Linked DNA regions of Homo sapiens: region 2 is linked to region 1. The links are chromatin contacts, found by POLR2A ChIA-PET in ENCODE. All regions are on one chromosome and are shown on one strand. Each heading gives the region's core, a stretch centred on a gene start or an enhancer-like site at or near the end of the contact. The rest is flanking DNA. Distances are from core to core; before and after follow the strand shown. Region 1 overlaps SPAG9 (sperm associated antigen 9). Region 2 has its middle 36 kb from the start of LINC02072.

Region 1 (3,911 bases), core at 1,141-3,640:
CCCATAAGATTAAAATGAAGCTGAAAAATTCTTGTTGCCCAGTGATGTTGCAACTGTCATAATATCCCAGTGCAATGCCCTAGTGTGTTAACAAAACTATTGCACTGCCAGGTGTATAAAAGTATAGTACATGCAATTCTATACAGTACATAATACTTGATAATGATAAACAATTATGTCACTGGTTTATGTATTTACTAAAATTTTCATTGTTATTTTAAAGTATACTCCTCCTTCTACTTAAAAATAATAATAAAGTTAACTATAAAACAGCCTCAGGTAGGTCCTTCAGGAAGTACTCTAGAAGAAGGCACTGTCATCATAGGAGGTGATAGCTCCATGTGTGTCATTGCTCCTGAAAACTTTCCAGTGGGACAAGATGTGGAGGTGGAAGATACTGACATTGATGATCCTGACCCTGTGTAGGCCAAGGCTAATAATATGTGTGTGTCTTGGTTTTTAACAAAAAAGTTTAAAAAGCAAAAAAAAAAAAAATTTTTTTTAAATAGATAAAAGCTTATAGAATAAGGATATAAAGAAAATATTTTCATAGAGCTATACAATGTGTTTGTGTTTTAAGCTAAACATTATTACAAAAAAATCAAAAAGGTAAAAAAATTTAAAGTTTATAAAGTAAATAAGTTACAGTAAGCTAAGGTTAATTTATTATTGAAGAAAAAAATTAAATAAATGTAGTATAGTTTAAGTGGACAGCATTTTATAAAGTCTACAGTAATGTCCAGTAATGCTCTAGGCCTTCATATTCACTCACTGCTCACTCACTGACTCACCAAGAGCATTTGCAGTCCTGCAAACTCCATCCATGGTAAGTGCCCTATAGAGGTATACCATTTTAAATTTTTCATATTGTATTTTTACTGTATCTTTTCTATGTTTAGGTACACAAAATAGTTACCACTGTGTTACAACTGCCTACAATATTCAGTACATGCTGCACAGGTTGCAGCCTAAGAGCAACAGGCCATACCATATAGTTCAGGTGTGTAGTAAGCTATACTGTCTAGGTTTGGGTAAATTCACTCTATGATGTTCCTACAACAAAATCACCTAAGTACACATTTCTCAGAATGTATCTCTGTTGTTAAGCGACACATGACTATGTATGCAAACAAGGGAAAATTCTTAAGAGGTCCTAATTGAAAAGCATTTATTATGAATCATTCAACATAAAGTTCCAGGGGAGTTGCATGCTGTCATTTCACATTCAATCTGTGGCTTCTTGACACTGCAAATTCCTATTTTATATTAGACTTTACAGGTCACTTGCCAGGTTGTGCTGTTTTGGCTAATACTCTTGACTGCAAATGACCACTAGCCTATCAAATCCTATTGTCTGACATCATTAAGATATCTTTTTCAATGGCATGAGTGGTGGCAAACATGGAGACTTACGCAGTCATCAAGTCTCTTTCTAACATATTTATTTTATAGCCCCATTTTCCCCTTTAGAGCCTTTAGGGAACTGCCACATCATAGGTGTACATGTCACTAGAGAATGTTCACAAAAAGCTAGTACAAGATTTGGAAGTGCATATAAAAGAATGGCATGTCTGTGCATATTTAAATTGTGCTTTGAAAAAAAATAGATGTAACACAAATGGCCAAAAAGCATATAAAATGATGATCAACACCACTAATCACTGGAGAAATGCAAATCAAAACCACAATGAGATATCATCACCTGGCCCCCATCAGGATGACCACTATCAAGAAAAAGAGGATGTGAATACATTAGACACTTGTGCATTGTTGGTAGGATTGTAAAATGATGCAACCACTCTGGAAAACAGTATGAAAGTTCCTAAAAACATTAAAAATAGAACTACCATATCATCCAGCAATCTCACTTCTGGGTATGTATTCACAAAAGCATTATTCGTAACAGCCATAAGGTGAAACCAACCCAAATGTCCATTAACAAATAAATAAACAAAATATGGTGTACACATACAATCAAATAAATATTACTCAGCCTTAAAAAGGAAGGGAATTCTGTCACATGCTATAACATGAATGAACCTTGAGGACATTATGCTAAATGAAATAAGCCAGTCTCAAAAAGACAAACACTACATAATTCTATTTATGTGCGGTATTTAATATGTGACATCAAATTCATAGAAACATAAAGTAAAATGGTAGTTTCCGGGGCTACAGTAGTTGGAAAGGAAGTTATTATTTAATGAGTGCAGAGTTTTAGATTTGCAAGATGAAAAAGCTCTGGTGCTGTTTTACAATAATATGAATATACATAACACTATTGAACTGTATACTTACACTATTGAACTATATACTTAAAAATGGTTAAAATGGTCATTTTTTTCCTCCCTGTGGAGACCACATCAGAGGTCATAAGATGGTAATTTTTATGTGTTTTTACCACACACACAAAATAAACGTCATTACTTTCAGTTTCACTTGAGATACTGCAGTAAAAGCAATCTGGTCTTTGTGCCATTTTCTTATGGGTTTTAAATATCAGGCTAAAAGTCTATAAGCTCTTCAAAATATTTTCAGTTGTTCCATTTACCAAATGCACCATGTGCTTAGTGCTATACAGAATATATATGTCATGGATTATCTGGCATTGCAGCATAACTATTTTCTAACAGACTATAAACTATGTTTACAACTAGAGAAAATGAATTATCCCATTCAGTTCAACTTACAGACACTACATGCCAATGTAGTGTTTTCCTGAGTAGCCTAACTTCTGAAATAAGTCATATAAAGGCAAGCAACTCTGCTACCTAAGTTTGTCTCTTAGATTTGAGGGTTTTAAGCCAAATGAAAATAAAGACAAAACTACAAACAAGTAACTAGCCCCACATAGGATCCCTCACTATTAACACAAATATACTTTTATACCTACATTTCTTTCTCCCCAAGTAAAAGTAAGTCTCTAAAGCATTGGTTCTTAAAACTCTTTTGATTTACAGCTATGTGGCATAAAAGAGTTACAAAATGGTGTGTACATACATTCTTCTGGAGAGTTTCAAATAATTTGACTCCTAAGAGTCTGTGACCCAAAGGAAACACTAAAAACCTTAACTCTAGATACTCACATTTAGGTAAAATCCATCTAAGTGTAAACAGAATGGTAGCTTCAAGAGAATTCAAATTATTAAAGGAAAGGTATGAATGTCCTAACTCTGAGTATATTTCAAAGGAAGAGGATACTGTTTCACTGTTGATGCTAGAGGGCTTCCATGGACCCAGGTCAACCCCTGACCTAGCACGTAGGAGAAAGTCACAGATATCCTGTTATCCCCAGTGCCCAGCATATCAAGCCTGACATGTAGCAGGCTTTTTTTTTTTTTTTTTTTGAGATGGAGTCTCGCTGTGTTGCCCAGGCTGGAAGGCAGTGGCACCATCTTAGCTCACTGCAACCTCCACCTCCCGGGTTCAAGCAATTCTCCTGCCTCAGACTCCTAAGTACCTGGGATTACAGGTGTCTGCCACCATGCCTGGCTGATTTTTGTATTTTTAGTAGAGACAAGATTTCACCATACTGGCCATGCTGGTCTTGAACTCCTACTCCTGACCAAGTGATCCGCCTGCCTGGGCAGAGTGCTGGGATTTCAGGCATGAGCCACCACACCTGGCCTGTAGTAGGCTCTTAACAGATGTTTGATGAATAAAGCTGGATGGTGCCCTGACTGGAGATGAAGAACTCTATTAAACTAAGGAAGCAGTCCACTGTAAGATGACACACTAGGCCACATTCAGGACAAATACAAGTTACATACATTATGCCCTGAAGAAGGTATTTCTGGAAAGTATACCATTACATAGAGCTGGATAAATGCAAACAGGCTGAATTTCACAGAATTTACTTATATTTTCTTTCCTTTATTTAAAAATGCTTACTTTGGGGAAGGAATAAATTA
Region 2 (3,883 bases), core at 636-3,135, 340 kb after region 1:
TTAACAGTGGCTGACATGTGAATGTTTACCAAGTGCCAGGCACTGTGCTCTGAGGTTTGCAGAGGAAGTCCCTATAGCCATTCTGTAAGAGATGCCACTGTTGTCCCTGTTTTTAAGGTGAGAACATAAGATACATGGAGGTTAAGGAATTTGCCTAAGGTCACAAATTAGGAAGTGGCAAAGCCAACCAGGAACCCCGGCAGCCGGGCACCAGAGCCCAAGCTCTGAACCGCTACTGGGCCATCTGCTTCTCTGCTTGTCAGTGGCATGGAGAGATGGCTGCAGGGACTTGCCCCGTATACTAATGCTGGTAGTTCAGAGTGGCTGCATTTGGGGTGACTTTTGACTTTAGTCTTTAAATTCTTCAGTCATGTTTCAATTTTTTTTTTTTTTTTTTTTGAGACAGAGTCTGGCTCTGTCGCCCAGGCTGGAGTGCAGTGGCTCAATCTCAGCTCACTGCAACCTCCGCCTCCTGGGTTCAAGCGATTCTCCTGCCTCAGCCTCCTGAGTAGCTGGGACTACATGTGCGCGCCACAACGCCTGGCTAATTTTTTGTATTTTAGTAGAGACGGGGTTTCACCATTTTGGCCAGGATGGTCTCGATCTCCTGACCTTGTGATCCGCCCACCTTGGCCTCCCAAAGTGCTGGGATTACAGGCATGAGCCACTGCACCCGGCCTAAATTTGTAAATGATGGGCATGTATCATTTTTATAATAGCTAAATAAAAAAACCAGTTGCAGAGAATCCCCAAAGCATATGATTTGGGGAATGGTAAACAGAGAGCAGGACGCTTTTTTTTTTTGGTGGTGGGTGGTGGGGGCAGACAAAGGAACTCTGATTTTGACCATCATCTCGTGGTGCTCTTGGGAGGCTCATCATTGGTTGGGTCCTCCCCCATTGCCTTGTTGTCTCTCTGCCACAAGATGGCAATCACAGCACAAGGATGGATGGGCTTGCAGCCTCCAGGAAGGAACACTAAGCGTCTGTCTTCCAGCTACAGAGAAGTCTCCCTAATGCATAGTTGGGGGAAGGGGCTTTTAGAGAGGGATTGAAAAGCTGACATCCCCTGCTGACCCAAACTCCAGGCAGTCCGGCAGTCATAGTCAGACGCTTCCATTTGCAGTAACCCATAGCTCTTCCCAGAACAGAGCTACATTGTGCATTTTGCTTTCTGATGAAAGAGACATAGAGACAAAATGACACAGAGGTTTCCGGGCATAGAATGAGGCCAGTGAGCCTGGAGAATGGGTTATTTGTAATCTGTGGGGTTATTTATTCTGTGATGTGTATAGATTCTTTTTGTTCCTTGAGTAGAAATTGGTGCTGGTCTTCTAGATGCAGAGGCTACAAAACAAATCCCAGGGTAGGCAGCCAGTGGCTTTCTCTGGGGTCTTCCCAGGTGGATATCTGGGTAGGGCAGCTTCCACTGAGGCTCAGCTTTTGGGATGATTCCTAGGAGGAAGACTATCAGGAGAAAGACTGGGGGCTTGGTTCCTGTGGATAGGTGCATACACGAATGGAGAGGAAACTTTGAGTGGGGACCATGGCATTTCTACCACCTGAGATGCCCAGCTGGGCATACCTGGATTGGACTCAGGCAGGGGAAGTGAAGGCAGGACTCCTGTATTAGTTAACACTAGTGGCTATAACAGATAAAACTTAAAATCTCAGTGGCTTACCACAATAGAAGTTCATTTCCTGCTTGTGTAATGTTCAAAATGGCTGATCCCTGATCAGCTAGTGGGTAATTCTTCCTCAAATGGTGATAGAAGCACCCAACCTCCTTCCAACTTGGGACTCTTCCATTTTCAACACGTGGCTTCTACAGATTCTTACAAGAAGTAGAAAGAACATGGAGGAGCACACACGGGAGGCATTCCAGCCAGGCCCAGTGGGGATGGAAACATCACTTCCGCCTTCATTCCATTGGCCAGAAATGAGTCATGTGGCCATCCCTAACTACAAAAGAGGCTGGGAAATGTAGTCTAGCCTGTGCCCGGGAGAATGAGGAAGTAGGTTTTGTGTATAACCAGCCAATTTCTGTCCCAGACTCATTCTTTATATGGATGATAGAGTTTATCCCAAATAAATAATCAGGTTTGCACACACAGATATTCATGCACAAAGATGTTCATTGCTCTGTTATTATAAAAGTAAATGTTTAGAATCAATGTAAATGTTTATCTATAACGTGTTAAAGAACTTATAGTCTATTCACACAAAAGTGTCACACAGAAGTGTTGGAGGCAGACCCCAAAATCATGTGGTAGAAGAACATGTTGGCCCTTCAGACATCACAGTGCTTTGTTAAGTAGCAATCCCAGGAAGCCTCGGGGTTCACGTGAGGCACAAATAAATTCAAATAGGCAATACCTATTTTCATTTAAATGTTCTACGACTTAGAGTCATACACAAAATATTTACTTTAAATATAACCCTTTAAAATATTCTCTCTGTATTTCTAAGAACATATTTCCTCGAAAGCAAAATGTACAATTGAATTATATTGCAGACTTTGTAGGAGACTATTTAATTCACTTTTTATCTCCCTGGTTCAGTCTCTGACTCCCACCTTGAACCACAGCATCACAGGGCAGAGACTGTGTCAGGCTTGTTTACTGCTCCGCACACAGTGAGGCGCCTATAGCAGACATTTGGTAAATATTTATTGACTAAAGTTGAGTTGAATGGGATGATGTCAAATGAAAAAACAGCTGGAGTAAAAACAAGGGAAAACCATGAATGTATGGTATGATGCCAGCTATGTAAATAGAAGTTCATATATGCATATGAAAAGACTGCAAGAGAGCATTTCAGCACAATAGGATTGCCTCTTGTTCTCTCTTTCACTTAGGGTTTCCTTTATTTTCCATTTCTTTTACAGTGAACCATTTGCATAATCATTTACAGCTATCATTTACATAGTCAAGATTAAAATTTAAAAATGTTGCTGTAGGGACCACAAATGTACTTCGGGGAAGGTGTCACAGGGTGAGGGATACAATACTTCCTGGAGGTGATGGACAGGTAGGTGTAGGAGCTACTTACATCATGTATGCTTAGACCCTTGGTCTGGGAACTGGGCCAGAGCCCAGGCTGGATGCAGGGAGCTGGGAGCACTTCTTTGTCGCATCTTCATCCTGACCCCCCTTGACTCTCCCTTTCAAATGTGAGCCTGTCCTTCATCTGTGCTGATGGTAGTGTAGGTTTCACCTTGGGGGAGAGGTGTGGGTAGGCTGTCATCACAGCTTGGGTAGGTGGTTTTGTATCCCTTCTGGAAGGCTCCCCACCCTCCTAGGTTTGCCAGTAAAATACAGGACAAAGGTTGAATTTGAATTTCAGATAAACAATGAACAATATTTTAGTATAAATATGTCCTAAATATTGCACTCTTTGTATAACATCACCAAACTAAAGAGCCTTGTTTTGGTGAAATGCCTGCTTTGTAAACAATGGAGAAATTGCACAAGCCTTGTCGGTGGGTACCCGATGCCCAGTAACGTCAGCTTCTTGACTTCCTCTGCACACTTCCCTTCCCTCTTCTCAGTCTCTACCTTCTTCCCACAGGACTGCCAGCAGCAGCATCTGAACCGAAGGCTGCATTGCCTGTCTCAGGGTATGTGACTTTGGGATGTTTTTCCTGGAGAAGCCCACCTGGGGTGAATCAGGCCCTGAAAACTCCTATGGGTAGCTTTTGAGGGTTCATCCCTTCCTGGACAGCTCCTTTTTTCTGGCCAATTGTGCCCCTTATTGGGTTGCCATCTCCTAGGCCTCTCTTTCCCCAGGTCCTCCTCAATAAGGTTGCAAGTTTCCCAGCTTCTCCTGGAGTCTCTTTTCTCTGAAAGCAGCATCCTGCCTTATTGAAGTTTTCTCAAGACAGC

Evidence for each region. ChIA-PET counts read pairs that join two places held with the same protein, here RNA polymerase II (POLR2A).
Region 2: POLR2A ChIA-PET joins it to region 1 with 22 read pairs in A673. The contact joins two enhancer-like sites. POLR2A ChIA-PET finds 5 or more read pairs at or near these places in 3 of 52 experiments (A673, activated CD4-positive, alpha-beta T cell and activated T-cell).

What each region holds. Positions count from the first base shown.
Region 1 is chr17:51,027,586-51,031,496 of GRCh38, forward strand. All of the region lies in intron 6 of SPAG9 (sperm associated antigen 9), which reads right to left. Among named protein-coding and RNA genes, the nearest start is that of SPAG9, 91 kb to the right of the region's middle. Within about 2 kb of position 2,391, at least 4 of the 41 ENCODE cell types and tissues checked have a DNase peak (open chromatin) inside an H3K27ac peak, as active enhancers do.
Region 2 is chr17:51,370,891-51,374,773 of GRCh38, forward strand. No RefSeq gene overlaps it. Among named protein-coding and RNA genes, the nearest start is that of LINC02072, 36 kb to the left of the region's middle. RefSeq lists a silencer at 2,978-3,272. Within about 2 kb of position 1,886, at least 3 of the 41 ENCODE cell types and tissues checked have a DNase peak (open chromatin) inside an H3K27ac peak, as active enhancers do.